Regions from separate parts of the Mus musculus genome. Here region 1 is linked to region 2. The links are chromatin contacts, found by Hi-C in ENCODE. All regions are on one chromosome and are shown on one strand. Each heading gives the region's core, a stretch centred on a gene start or an enhancer-like site at or near the end of the contact. The rest is flanking DNA. Distances are from core to core; before and after follow the strand shown.

Evidence for each region. A loop is a pair of places that touch in the nucleus more often than their neighbours do.
Region 1: a map of regulatory T cell shows a loop between it and region 2 (81-fold over the local background). The contact joins the enhancer-like site here to the promoter of Spag6l in region 2. A Hi-C loop is called at or near these places in 2 of 37 maps with a recorded cell type or tissue (T-helper 17 cell and regulatory T cell).

Annotation. Positions count from the first base shown.
Region 1 is chr16:43,769,394-43,777,030 of GRCm38, forward strand. All of the region lies in intron 1 of Drd3 (dopamine receptor D3), which reads left to right. Among named protein-coding and RNA genes, the nearest start is that of Drd3, 11 kb to the left of the region's middle. Within about 2 kb of position 3,163, at least 1 of the 3 ENCODE cell types and tissues checked has a DNase peak (open chromatin) inside an H3K27ac peak, as active enhancers do.
Region 2 is chr16:16,824,188-16,831,204 of GRCm38, forward strand. Spag6l (sperm associated antigen 6-like) reads right to left here and starts at 5,176. Exons shown (of 11, transcript NM_015773.2): 1 at 5,008-5,176; 2 at 4,833-4,928. The coding sequence starts at 5,032.

The sequences.
Region 1 (7,637 bases), core at 1,913-4,412, about 27 Mb after region 2:
CCTCCTCTTAGCAGTAAATTTTATGATCAGTGGATTACACCATCCCTTAGTGGGCTGTAAGGGCCAGGCTGCAGGCCAATGTGTTGAGGGAATTACTGTCACATCTGCCCTGGTATCTAGGAGCCCTTTGAACTGTTTGTCCTCTAGAAACAAAGTCGGCATGGGCCATGAATCGGTTATTTTCTGTGCCCAGTAGACTTCCGAGGATCCCAAAGAGGAAGGTCCTCGCTCCTCTTTCATATAAGGGAAATGGCCGAATAGTGGGAGTGGTAAGGCTTGGGCTATGCGCTCTCTAGCCCTAAGGGTAAGTGGTTCCTGCGTGGCGGTGACTAAGATTTTTATCTCCCCATGGTAGTCGGTGTCAACCACTGTAGGAGTCACCATTAGGCCTTGTAAAAGTCTGGACACTCGGCCGATGATGAGAAAAAACGTCTTTTGAGGAGGGGGCTCAAATTTACCTGTGTTAACTGCTGTTAATTGAGGCATATAATAATCAGGGGTGCCCCAGGCGGCATCTATACCCAATGTGAGGACACAGATGTCTACTTTTAACTTGGGCCAATGGGGCTTGGCACCAATCTTGGAGCTGGAGTTAGAGCAGCCCCAATGGCCAGGTTAATAGACTTAGAAACTTGTTGAGAAAACACATCTACCTCATTACAAAGCTTGATCATACCATTTATATCTAAACTCTTGGTTTTACCTCTCAGAGCAGCCCTACATGCTGAATTGGCGTTTTCAAGAGCAAGTTGTCGGACTAACAGACCCTCAGGTCCCAAAATTTTCTCAGCTGCTTCCTGCAATCTGGCAACGAACTGCGCATAGGACTCTTGGGGCCCTTGTATAATCTTGGTTAGGGGCATAGTTAGTGCCCCTGTAGCAGGGACAGTGCGCCAAGCTCTCAGGGCCGCTTGTGCCGTCTGGGCGAGGACACCAGGGGAGAGCCCTAATTGTTTTATGTCTGCAGCGAAATTGCCTTAACAACAGATTTTGTCAGCAGTCCAGGAGGCTGTCTTCCACAAACTCTGACTTTCAAGTTAAATATTGGCCTCTAGTGAGGACAGACTGAATAACTTTATTTTATTTATTGGGTACCAAGTAGCCTTCTGCTAAACCTTCTAATAGAGATACTGTGCGCAGGCGGCTTAGTCTTGCTTTTGCGAGATGGCGATTGGGAGTTTTCTAAAAAATCTTCAGTAAGGGCTAAGAGGCGAGCACCTTTTCCGCCCTTTTCTGCCTGCTCAAGGAGATCTCTGATGATTCCCCAATAACTAAAAAAGGACTCATGGACATCTTCTCCTTGTTTTATTAAACTATTGATTTCTTTGCCTACTTTATTCTAAGTTTCAGAACCATTTAATACCAGCCATGGACATCTCTTGTCCACAAAACAAAAATATATTATTAAATTCCCCTTTTTTTAAAACTCTTATCCCTCTCTCCTTAAGAGAACCCTTTATCTCTTCACTAAATGCCCCATGGTTAATGGGACAACAACTGAATGCCTAGGCTTACCTCCCGACGTCCGTACTCGACACTCGAGTGAAGTGTCGGTGGACTGTCCCACTGTTTCTCTGTCTGCGCGGTACCTCTTTAATCCTTAATCCGTTGTCCGGAGGGCAGTCGTACCTCGTGCCCCACGTCGGGCGCCACTTGACCCATCCAGCAGGTCCAGTTATTCGAGGATCTCGAGGGGACCTCCTCCTAATAACCAAATGGGGGGTAGAGAGAGACGAGGGTCTTGTACGAATAACGACACGGAAACCGTTCTGAAGTTGTATCAAGACCCCAATGTATTGAGAAAGGTCCAAGGTTTAAATGCACAAGCAAAGGGGGAAGTACAGATACTTATCAGTGGGAGGGGCAGGGCAATACAAGCAAAAGGAGAAGTACTTATGGGAGGAGGGGCAATAGAAATTCTTTCTTTTGACAGCTACACGGGGAAGCAGGAACTTGGTGGTGTCAGGGTGTGGTCAGGAGAGCGGTGATGACCCAGGGCTGGAACATCCTGTAGTTCTCGGAATCCATGTGTCGGTGGCCTGCTTTTGACCCTCTTTTCTTCTCGGGGGGAGAGGCCCAATTCAGAGATCAGGACAATAGCGTTGCCTAAATGGCTCCCAACAAGGAAAGTGATGTTGACCAAAGAGGGGCTCTGTTGAACTGCCTATTGGTGTTTGCTTCAGGAAGTCTGGTTGGACCCTAATGGAAACTTTCTGTCCGTACTTATTTAGAACATGAGTATTGTGACTTTTCTGCACTAGAACAGCATGGCAATCCCCTTCTGACCACAGTTACCAATATCAATGATGTCCCCAATCTACTGTTGAACACAAGAGAGCAACCAGTTTTGTAGAAAACCATCAGAAACCTGACCAAAGGCCTTAACAGACTCTCTGGAGCTGTGTCTCGCGGTTGTGTCCAGTGAAAATAGATGTGATCAAGCTGTTAGTCATCCACTATCCCCCAAAACAACAATGAAAAACAGCACCCCATTGTTCAGGACAGTTTTCAGAAAGTCGGTGCATGGTTGATGAAGCCTATATTCACCTAAATGCATGGAGGAGCAGAGCTATACCCCACTGGGAAATGGGTTGACTCTGGAAGACACTTTTTGTTCTTGTCAAGTTACCTCAAGGCTTTAGAGACTAGCCTCTAGTCAATACAATTCAGTATCTGGGTCTTTCTCCAGTAGTCAAGGGTTTATCTTGCTAGAGCAGAGGGTAAGATTTAAAGCAGCCATGATTCAACTAAGATTTGATTGTGTCCAAGACAAAAGCCAACCTCCATGCTTCTTAATGTGTCCTGAAGATGATGCAGTTCGAGTGGCTGGTCTAGTAATTATTATTCGTACCTAAGAGGAAACAATATTGTACGGTGCTGCTGTCAGCTTAAAGATCTGAGAGCCCTCGGAGGATAGGACACACATGAGAAGAAAACTATCTGAGAGCCAGAAGACTCACAAAATCCATAGTCTGACTTGGATACATTTATCTTTTCTGAACAAAATTGACTGGCCTTCCCATAGTAGCATGGGTGAGTTAGAGGAGACTATTATGTTGTATATTCAGGCAAGCCTGACTCGCTTCGATGTAAACAAAACAGGTTATTTCTGTCCCATGCCAGAATTCTGGAGGGAGGTGTCTGCTGATGTTATCCAGCTGCCCTATGATATCCAGGCGCAAAGCCTTCTATCTGTTCCCTTGGCTGTTTGGGCAAGTCACCTACTTCCTTACACTATGACAGACTAGCTGATAAAGCCTCAGGCATCTTATCAGTGTCCAAATATAGGATGGCAGGGAACAGAGAGAGAAATGGGGGAAGATGGAGGGAAAGGGTGAGGGAGAAAGGGGAGAAGGTAGAGAAATCTGAAACAGCTCAACTTGAACCATCTCCCCAAGGAATTTCAGTCTAACTGGCCAGAATTGAGTCAAGAGCTGGAAAAGGCCAAAAAAGAAAAAAGTTAAATTTTAAGTTGTGGTAAAAAGGAAAACACAGAGGCTGAGGAAATGCTGTCAAATGGGCAATAAATTGTCACCCAACACCACCTCCACTGGAATTCACTGGAATGGGTGTCATTCCAATGCAGGGTCACTTGATAGTGACTCCAAATAGGGCATATGAAGACTTGAAATTACATGGATAAAATGGGATAGCAATACTTTTCATGCTGGGCTGAAGTTAGTCTCATTTGTCATCACCTAAAAGGGTACCTTGTTGACTAGAAAGTATGATCTGTAAGGCTGTCCGCTCAAACAGTTTTAATTTTGTTTGTTTGTTTGTTTTGTTTTTGTTTTTGTTTTTCGAGACAGGGTTTCTCTGTATAGCCCTGGCTGTCCTGGAACTCACTTTGTAGACCAGGCTGGCCTCGAACTCAGAAATCTGCCTGCCTCTGCCTCCTAAGTGAGCCACCATGCCCGGCTCAAACAGTTTTAGTTATAAGTCCAACTCAGCTTAAATTGTAAGCACAATGAGCTGACTCCCCTTTTAACAGTCCTAAGGTGGCACAGGCTGAAGGCATACTTTGATAAGGGTTCCAACTCCATTTCTCCACCATTCTTTCTGCTCAGCCTTCTTTCATAGAGACCCCGTGCACAGGCAAAGTGATAAGCTATAAGCTTCATATATGCACATCCTACCATCTACACAAGAGAGAAATTGTGGAAGTGTCCAGAGGCATTCAATTGCACTGGCTTATAACACAGAACTTTCTTGGGACCGATCGCCCCATCAGAACTGGCATTAGCATAGTTTAAAATTGTGCCCCTTCCCAAGGAACACATCAGTAGCTCGGGGTTCTCAGGGATCCCACTGGAATGCAGGGACAGCTGAGAAGGCACAATCAACATGAGGTACAGTCAGCTGTCATAAGTGTCACCTTCCTTACTAAGGACGCACAGGAGCCTGCCCTCTGGAAGTGTGTAACAGAAAACTCACAGGGGCCAGTCACAGAACTACCTCTGTCTTTGTCATAGGACAAAAAGTATATGGGCTGCCTTACAAGTTGTATTTCAGAGGGCCCCTAGTTTAGCTCTTTAATTCAGTGCTCATCGTTCTCGGGGAGACTCTTTTCTAGGTAGTGCTGTGAAGTTCTCTCAGATTAGCTCTTCAGTTTCTAATTTCCGGGCTTTACAGTACTGCAGGCTGGAGCTCTCTCTTCAAGCACACAGATCCTCCTTGGTTCCACTTGGTTAAGCACTTTTTGTGATACTCTAGGCAGTTATATAAGGATTCAGAAGGGAAGAAAGAATGCAGGAGAATATTTGAAATATAAACAGTCCCCATTACCAATGGTCCAACTTATAATGTTTTTTTCATCGTTATGATGGTATGAAAGTAATACACATTCAATAGGAACCACATCTCAAATTTTGAATTCTGATCTTCTCCCAGGCTAGCTGTACACAGCACAATATCCCAAGTGTGCTGAGAAGCATCAGGAGTCACAGCTCCCATTCAGTCTCATGACCCCAAGAGGAAATCAATACTGCCATGGCTATGTGCTGCTGAGCTATGCTTTGGGCAGGCTGGATGCATTAAGTGCATTTTCCACTTATAACACTTTCTGTTAGGTTTATTGAGAATTAATCCCTTCATTGCTGGAGGAGTACCTGTGCTGGAGTCAGAGGATTTGGGTCCCAGTTTGGACAGGAGAAAATATTCAAAAATAAGAAACCATAGAGAAATAGAGAAAGTGACCCACCCTTCTGAGGGATTATAGATAATGATTGCTGGGGGTAAGACATTTCCTTCAGTGACTTAGCCATTGATAAAGTGCCCATGTTTCTGTAAATAACCCCTTGCCTACACTCCTGTAAGCAATTGTAATAAAGCCCATTCTCTCTCTCTCTCTCTCTCTCTCTCTCTCTCTCTCTCTCTCTCTCTCACACACACACACACACACACACACACACACACACACACGACATGAAACATCAAAATAGAACAGGGTTGATTCAGGCAGAGACACACCATAGAAGAAATAACCTAAACTGAGGGTGAGGGCAGAAAAGAATGCGTAGGACAGGGAAAGTATTTGGATCTTGAAATGACACCAATTATTAAAAATAAGGTTTTTAAAGAAGAATTGCACCTCAGTTCAAAAACAGATAATAGTGGTTTCATACCTCCCACTGGGAAACAAAGGAGTAGGGATTCTCACGAATGATGGATTCGCTAAAAGGGAAACTTAGATCTGGAAGAGCTTGGATGCCCATCCTCTAATGTGATGGGCACACAGGAAATCCGGCCACAGTCTAGTGACAAGCAGGTCTGGGAGCACACAACCTAAAGCTACTCACCCATGATGCCTTGCGCTCAACTGGAAATGAGCTTTACCTCCAAGCTAAACCCTGACTGTGGAGGCAGCTTCACGTCAGTGGGATTCACTGTTAGGTTGAACTCAACTCTGCCAAACAGGAAGTTTCAGGAGGTCTCCAGTCTGTAGTCTATCCAATAGTCTGTAGTTGTTGTAATAAACCTCTGTCCCCAGTCAACCCCACACACCCCAAGTGACTTGTGCAACCACTTGCCATCTTCCCAAGCAACAATTGTGGCATCAGCAGTTATTAGTTTCCCATATCAATTGGGAAAAATATATTCAATGAGGTGAAAAGTTTTCATTTATAGCCCCATTTTTCACCCACAAAAAACCTGCTTTTAAAAAGATGAGAAGAAATAATCCAGAGGTTTATAGCACTGTTGTTCTTACAAAGGACCTGAGTTTGGTTCCCAGCATCCACACTGAGAGGCTCAGAACCACCTGTAACTCAGGTTCCAAGGAATCTGATGCCCTCTTTTGACTCCTTCAGAAACTGGCTCATACTAAAGCAGACACACATATTTCTTCTTCTTCTTCTTCTTCTTCTTCTTCTTCTTCTTCTTCTTCTTCTTCTTCTTCTTCTTCTCCTTCTTCTTCTTCTTCTTCTTCTTCTTCTTCTTCTTCTTCTTCTTCTTCTTCTTCTTCTTCTTCTTCTTCTTCTTCTTCTTCTTCTTCTTCTTCTTCTCCTTCTCCTCCTTCTCCTTCTCCTTCTCCTCCTTCTCCTTCTCCTTCTCCTTCTCCTTCTCCTTCTCCTTCTCCTTCTCCTTCTCCTTCTCCTTCTCCTTCTCCTTCTCCTTCTCCTTCTCCTTCTCCTTCTCCTTCTTCTTCTTCTTCTTCTTCTTCTTCTTCTTCTTCTTCTTCTTCTCCTTCTCCTCCTCCTCCTTCTCCTTCTCCTCCTTCTCCTTCTCCTTCTCCTTCTCCTTCTCCTTCTCCTTCTCCTTCTCCTTCTCCTTCTCCTTCTCCTTCTCCTTCTCCTTCTTCTTCTTCTTCTTCTTCTTCTTCTTCTTCTTCTTCTTCTTCTTCTTCTCCTTCTCCTCCTCCTCCTTCTCCTTCTCCTCCTTCTCCTTCTCCTTCTCCTTCTCCTTCTCCTTCTCCTTCTCCTTCTCCTTCTCCTTCTCCTTCCTCCTCTTCCTCTTCCTCTTCCTCTTCTTCTTTTTTTTTTAATTTTTAAAGATTATAAATAAGATGAAGAGAAGTGAAGTGAATAATTAGAGGAGTGATTTTACTTTTGATTTTTGGCTATTCCTCCCCCCCCCCAAAAAAAAACAACTAAAAACCTCTCCCTCTAGAGCAGGCCTTCTCAACCTGAGGCCCATAAACCACTGCATTGTTTCCCTGTATTCCAAAAGAAATTTAAAAACAAGGATTGGCCTAGGAAAGTGGATTTATTTTCGGTCGGTCCAAACTACTGGCAGAAAGAAACTGATTTCTTTCCAACATGTCTGTGACAGCCTTATAATTTACACAAATCCATGAGCGAGAGAGAGAGAAAAAAAAGACACACTCATGCAGATCTAGCAGAGAGACAGGTTAATTGGTCCTTTCCTGACAGAACGGGCACAGAGTCCCAGGGTGCCTGCCTTGTCTCTAGTCTCAGCAGGTTGCCTCCACTCTCAGTGCAAGGATCTGTTATTTTTTATGCTGCTATGTTATTACACCCCTCTGCCCCATCTCTTCCTCTGTCCATTCCTCGTTCTTCAAGGAGTTGAGATGTTATGTCATCTATTATTGAATTGTACAGATATCAAAAATAAGAATAAAAAGTAAAACCCTGAAACAGCCCTGAAGGAAATAAAATGATTGTGGAGGTCCTGCTGCT
Region 2 (7,017 bases), core at 3,926-6,425:
ATTTTCTGACAGAGTAAAGTAAGACAATTAATTCAAAAATCTGTCTGAGGTTAGGATATTTCACCTACTCTAAAAGATTTGAGATAGTTTATATGTATATATGTTAGAGACAATTTAGTTTTATATTTATATATTTTATATATTTATATGTATTTTATATATTTATATTTACATACATATATTTATAATATAATTGTATGTTTATATTATATTTAATTATATTGTCCTACTATTTATTTATATATTAATGTTTAATTGATGAAATACAACTATATTATATTATAATTAAATTGATTATAATATAATTAAATATGTAATTATGTAATAACAATTGTATATGTGTGTATATATATGTGTGTGTGTGTCTATATATATATGTATTTTATATATATATAAAATATGGGCATGCTTAACCTAACAGAGGTCCTGGTTTCAATCTTCAGCATACATAAAATTTTATGTGTGTGTGTGTGTGTGTGTGTGTGTTTATGACAACAAATATATATATTATATATGTGACATGTATATGACAACAAATACTCATGTGTTCAGGAGGAGCACTGATAATTGTATCAGAAATACAGGCTGGATTTCCACTGCAATTAAGATCTGAAATGAGTTTCATGGCAGCAAAGAAAAGGTGAATATAAATTTTATGAAATAAGATAAAGCAGGATTTTTTTTCTACTAAAATTCCATACCCAGCAGCTAGCTTTACAGAAAACTTTCAATAAATGCTTAAAGAATAAATAAGCAGCATTTCTTGCTATATTTGTGACATAATAACCGAACTCTTTACTGATAGATTTAAAGAAGCTGTGGGAAAACCTAGTTTTTAAAATGTTTTCAGCTTTAAAAAAAAATGTATGTTGAACACACAGGTGATACACACAGGTGATACACACAGGTGATACACCCAGGTGATACAGACAGGTGATACATACAGGTGATACACACAGGTGATACAGACAGGTGATACAGACAGGTAATCAGATGTTCAAAGTCATCCTCAGCTGCAAAGGGAGGTCAGTACAATAGAGGAAGAGGAAGGATAAATAACTAAGGATGCTTTAAAAGACACGGAATCACTGTTTTATATTTATCTAAATCTATATATAATACTTACAACTGTATGTATATAATATGAAGAAGTTATATCACTTGTAGCAATAATACTCCCACCAAGAGCTATAGACTAATTAAGAAAAACTCCAGTACACACATGGAGAAATCTTTCAAGTTGTTGGTTAGATTCAATCCTCAGTACACATAACAAACAATATAGGCTATTACTATTGTCCTTGGTGGCCTTCCAGGAGTTGAAGTTAAATACCCATTACTGAAGGTAACATGCACTTTGGACACAGAACTCAAGGATGTGAGCTGGAACGGACCTGACAGTCTCCTCTACGTAGATACCGGACGGTGCTTTGCAAACTGCTAGAGGAGGAAAGCATTCAACAGTCTGAGCCAACTGTAATGTTAATGAGTCACAACAATGGCCAGCACAGCAAGGTATTTCTACAGGTACAGTGGTGGCACTCACATCTTGACAGTAACCAACGTAATGGCTAATTGAACTCAAAGCCCACTTAACAGGAAGGAACTTGAACTATAAATCTTGACAACTACCCAGGGCTAATGAGGTCATGGGTCTTAGAAGAGAACCTACCACCTCCACATTCCTAAATCGGTTAATCCCTAACTACATTCTAAAATTTTATTCTAATATCCACAGGTAAGTGTAAATCACATCCCCCATCAAAGAAACTTTTTGTTTGGTTGGTTTGAGGGTTTTTGGGTTTTGTTTTTGTTTTCAGTAGATGTCCATTACAGAAAGCCACTGCTGCCAAAATGCAAACAATAACTGACCATGGGGTGCCCGGCCCCACCTGATGCACCTACAGGACAACTCCTACAGCCTAGAGCTCAGGAGACAGATGTTCTCGAGGAGTGGTGGGGAGACTGTAAAAGGCAGAGAATGAGGAGGTTTGTGGTGAGATGCTGCCTTCTGGCTATGACAGGAAAGCTACATTCATGGAATCTCAACAACATGCTTGCCTAAAGAAGACTTGAACAATTTGACTACAATTGACAGAAGACCAGGAAAAATCTCTTGGGGTCCCTCCCTTTCCTAGATGAAAGCTACAAGCAATTACCAACTGCTAAGAGAGAATGAACTAGTCTTCCCCAGGGATGAGTCCCTGGAGTGGTCACCCAGTACCATCGCCCTAGAAACAAAGGCGTGCAGCCAGTACTGAATGGACTCATCAGACTGCATTCAGGATTTATTCATTCATATGTATATGTAACAAGGAGGAAGAGGCCATGAATTTAGAAGGCAGGGTAGACAAAAATGGGAGGAGATCATGGGAGGAAAATGATGTAATGAAAATGTAAAATTCAATAATGAACCAGGCATTTGTACTATGGAATCTTGAGGATTGTGAGAACAGAGAATAAAGAAAATTCATTTACATAAAATAACTGCAAAAAAGTTTATTTTATTTGTAACTGTGTGTGTGTGTGTCTGTGTGTGTGTGTGTGTGTGTGTGTGTGTGTGTGTGTGTACACATGAGTGCATGGAGACTAGAGGCATTGGATCTCCTCGAGCTGGAGTTATAGATTGTGAGCACTTTAGCCTTGGTGCTGGGAACCAAACTCAGTTCCTCAGGAGAAACAGTATAATCTTTTTTTTTTTTTTTTTTCTGAGACAGGGTTTCTCTGTGTATCCCTGGCTGTCTGGAACTCACTCTGTAGACCAGGCTGGCCTCAAACTCAGAAATCCGCCTGCCTCTGCCTCTGCCTCTCAAGTGCTGGGATTAAAGGCATGCGCCACCATGACTGAGGCATCTCTCCAGCCCCAAAACAACCAATTCTTTAATGACAACATCTTAGAAATTGGTACTGGTTCAGTGGCTGCTAGGGTGGAGTACAGAAGGAGGTGGGCGTGGATCCTGTATACTGACCTAAGTATAGTTTTCCCTGAGTATCATGATGGTGAGCACACAGGAGATGACAGTGCACAGAGTGAAATACACACAAGACAATACAACTGGGGAAACATGAATGGAATTAATCAGTTTCTGTCAATATTGGCATCATAACTGTACTAACAATAAACTTTTGAGCACTCAGGAGGCAGAGGCAGGCAGATTTCTGAGTTTGAGGCCAGCCTGGTCTACAAAGTGAGTTCCAGGACAGCCAGGGCTATACAGAGAAACCCTGTCTCGAAAAAACAAAAACAAAACAAACAAACAAAAAAAACCAAACTTTTGAAATACATCACTAGGGAATTAAATGAGCAAAGGGCACATGAATCTATACTTATCTCAATTTTTTAAGTTAAAGATAAAAAGGATACTGATAAAGATTTTAAAAATCCTATTCTAAAAGCTTACCTTACACCTCTACAGAGTCATAGGAACCAAAGGGGTCAAGGTCTCAGAACACACCCCACAGAATCTAATAAGCAGGGCTCATAGGGCCTCACAGAGACTTAAGAGACAATCACAAACCCTATATGGGTCTATGCTAGGTCCTTTGCACATACTAGTGTTCTTGGTGTAGCTTGGTGTTCTTGTGGGATTCCTAATAATTCAGGGAGGAGGTAGGGCCTCTGACTCTTAGGACATTTTCTTCCTGGGTTGCCTGCCCAGGCTTGGTTTGAGGGTCTGTGTCCAGCCTCATTGTAACTCGTTATCCAACTCAGTTGGCATCCCTGGGAGACCTGATTTTTTTTTCTTTTTAAGGGAAACAGGAGGGATGGATATAGGGGAGAGGGAAGAGAAGAGACTGGAAGGAATAGAGGGAGAGGGAACTTTGGTCAGGATATAAATATTTGAGAAAAGAATAAAAAATTTTAAAAATAAAGAAAATATCCGAGAATAAACACCAAAATCCAAAGGACAAAACAAAGGACCAAAAAGGTACAGGGTATTTAAGTTAGTTTTAAAGATATCCTATAATATGCCTGGTGGTAGTGGTGCACACCTTTGATCCTAGCTGTCACAGGAGGCAGAGGCAGGAGGATGTCTGAGTTCCAGGTCAGCCTGGTCTACACAGTGAATTCCAGGACAGTCAAGGCTACACAGAGAAACACTGTCTCCAGGAAGGAAGGAAAGAAAGAAAGAAAGAAAGAAAGAAAGAAAGAAAGAAAGAAAGAAAGAAAGAAAGAAAGAAAGAAAGAAAGAGAGAGAGATATCCAATAAACTAAAGGTTTCTCAAGACAAAATAGTGATAGCAATCTCAGAGTTCAGTTAGTAGCTCATGCTTGATCTGGGCAAATGAAACTCTCCTTCCTCCCTCCTCCCTCCTCCTCTTCTTACTGACATACCTGGCAGGGACAGGGATCTCTCTCTCTCTCTCCTCTCTCTCTCTCTCTCTCTCTCTCTCTCTCTCTCTCTCTCTCTCTCTCTCTCTCTCTCTCTCTCTCTCTCAGAATAAGATCTATGCTAAACAACTTCCAGGAAATTCATACTGCTTTGAATGAACCTGACAACCTGCCAGCGCCACCGCCACCCCCACCCCCACCCCCACCCCACCTCCGCTAAGGGGACTGGAGATTGTACAGGAGGAACTTGGAGGCGTCTCCTTTGACTCACCAGGCACACACACACAAACAACAAAACAAAACAAAACAAAACAAAACAAAACAAAACAAAGCAAACGAACAATACCTCTGCAGGTAAGAAACCCAAGAGGACAGCAGCTAAGGGTTACAGGTACAGCTGATGGGAGTCAGGGGATGGAAGAGGCCAGGGCCTGAGGGATAGGAGAATAGGATAGGGTGGCAGGTGAGACAGGCAGACAAGCGTGGGGTGCAGTCTTACCTGCATTCTGCAGCGTTTCGATGTTTTGGGGTCTTGTCGCCAGCTCTGCCACCATCTGCACGAATTGCGTCCGGGCTTTCTGGTACTGCTCGAACACTGAGGAGACAGACCCGGTAGAGGTGCCCTGTGGCCCGAGACGCCAACCCTCCCGAGTGCCCGCCAGCCTTTGCCATACCTTGCAGCACCTGCCGCTGGCTCATGGCGCCGCACCTGCTTCTCCAGGTCCAAGTGGTGGGCAGCTACCAGGACCTCCGCCACCGTTGAGCTGGTAGTGGGATCCGTTCCTCTGTGTATGCGTCTCCAGGGCAACCGACAGCAACCGGATACAACCACCAGCAAAGGTCGTGACGTCACGGCCAGAGTGGGGAAGGCTGTTACACTTTATCAACCGCTTGCCGGTTGTTGCACCCGCCTGGGGTGGGGAGGGTGTCTCTTGGGCAGAAGACTGTCAGGAGACAAGGTCCTCTACACACCAACCCACCAGAGTGGCTGGTGCGACGCCTACAGGTTGCGGGCACCACACACAGTCAAGAACAACCAAGCATGTAACCACCAAATAATCTGGTTGATAACAGTATTGTCAAAGCAACCTTAACACAGTGTTTTGTTTCTGGTGTATCCCTGGTACACATGACATTTTTGGTTTCCAGATCTCCGAAAACTCACAACTGTATACTTACTTAATTGCACTTAAGACAGCGACTAAGCAGTCTGAAATATTCAGTAGGAAAAGCAGAACAAATAATATAATTAATATCCTATGGTCCAGAATTACTCTTTTTTTTAATTAATTTATTTATTTATTTTCATGTATGTAAGTACACTGTATCTGTCTTCAGATACACCAGAAGAGGACACTGAATCCCATTACAGATGGTTGTGCGCACCATGTGGTTGCTGGGAATTGAACTCAGGACCTCTGGAAGAGCAGTCAGTGCTCTGAACTCACTGAGCCAACACTCTAGCCCCAAGGGTTACAATAAATAACAAGTTTGTGATCTGCATCTCTTTGGCTATTTGGTTTTAAAGTCAAGCTTTATTTTGTGGCTGAGTGACATTTCCAAAACAGGATGGGGACTGTATTAGTCAGGGTTTTACTGCTGTGAACAGACACCATGACCAAGGCAAGTCTTATAAAAAAACATTTAATTGGGGCTAGCTTACAGGTTCAGAGGTTCAGTCCATTATTATCAAGGTGGGAGCATGGCAGCATCCAGGCTGTCATGGCTCAGGCAGAGCTGAGAGTTCTACATCTTCATCCAAAGGCTGCTAGTGGAAGACTGACTTCCAGGCAACTAGGGTGAGGATCTTATACCCACACCCACAATGACACACCCATTCCAACCAGGTCACACCTATTCCAACAAGGCCACACCTTCAGATGGTGCCACTCCCTGTTCCAAGGATATACAAACCATCACAGGGACTATATCTTGAATACAGAGAAACCCAGTTTTCTTTTTCTTAGTAAAGGTATTCTTTGAAAATTTCAAACAAGCATAAATTTAACAATTTTTTAATGCAACAATTTTTAAGCCATATACAGTAGTCCCTCACACCGTGTCATAAACTGGCTTTATAGGAATGAGATCAAATTTCAGACATATTTCAGGGTAAATGTACTTTAAACAAAAGGGTTGTTTGATGTTATTTACATTCTCACACAAAACAGCTGGGGGGAGGGGAGGGTTGAGTGAGTGGTGTGAGTTTGGGTGTGTGGATGGGTGTTTGAAACAGTCTCGCTCTACATAGCCATACATGCCCTGGAATTTACTATGGGAGTATGGCTGGCTTTGAACTCAGGGAGCTCTGCCTGCCTCTATCTCCTGATTGCCACCATGCCTAGCTAAACAGACTAACTCTTAACTGAAAAAGCCTCCAGTTACTTTTAACGGTCTATGCATTACACTTACTCTACCACTGGTTCCTAGATTCTTTTTTGAAAACTACCAAATATTTCAGTAATGTGTCTCCTTTAAATATCTGACAGCTTCACCAGATATCAAGTGGGCAGATAGCACTTACTTCTGTAGAGTGCTGGCAAGACAGGAAACACAATAGAGGGGATGGACATGCATGTTTATTTGGTTCTCATCTTTGGAATCCTCTACAATAACTTTTTTAAATCTCACCCATATCTGAGCTCTCTTGATAAAGTGCTGATATTTGATGGTGCTCCCAGAGT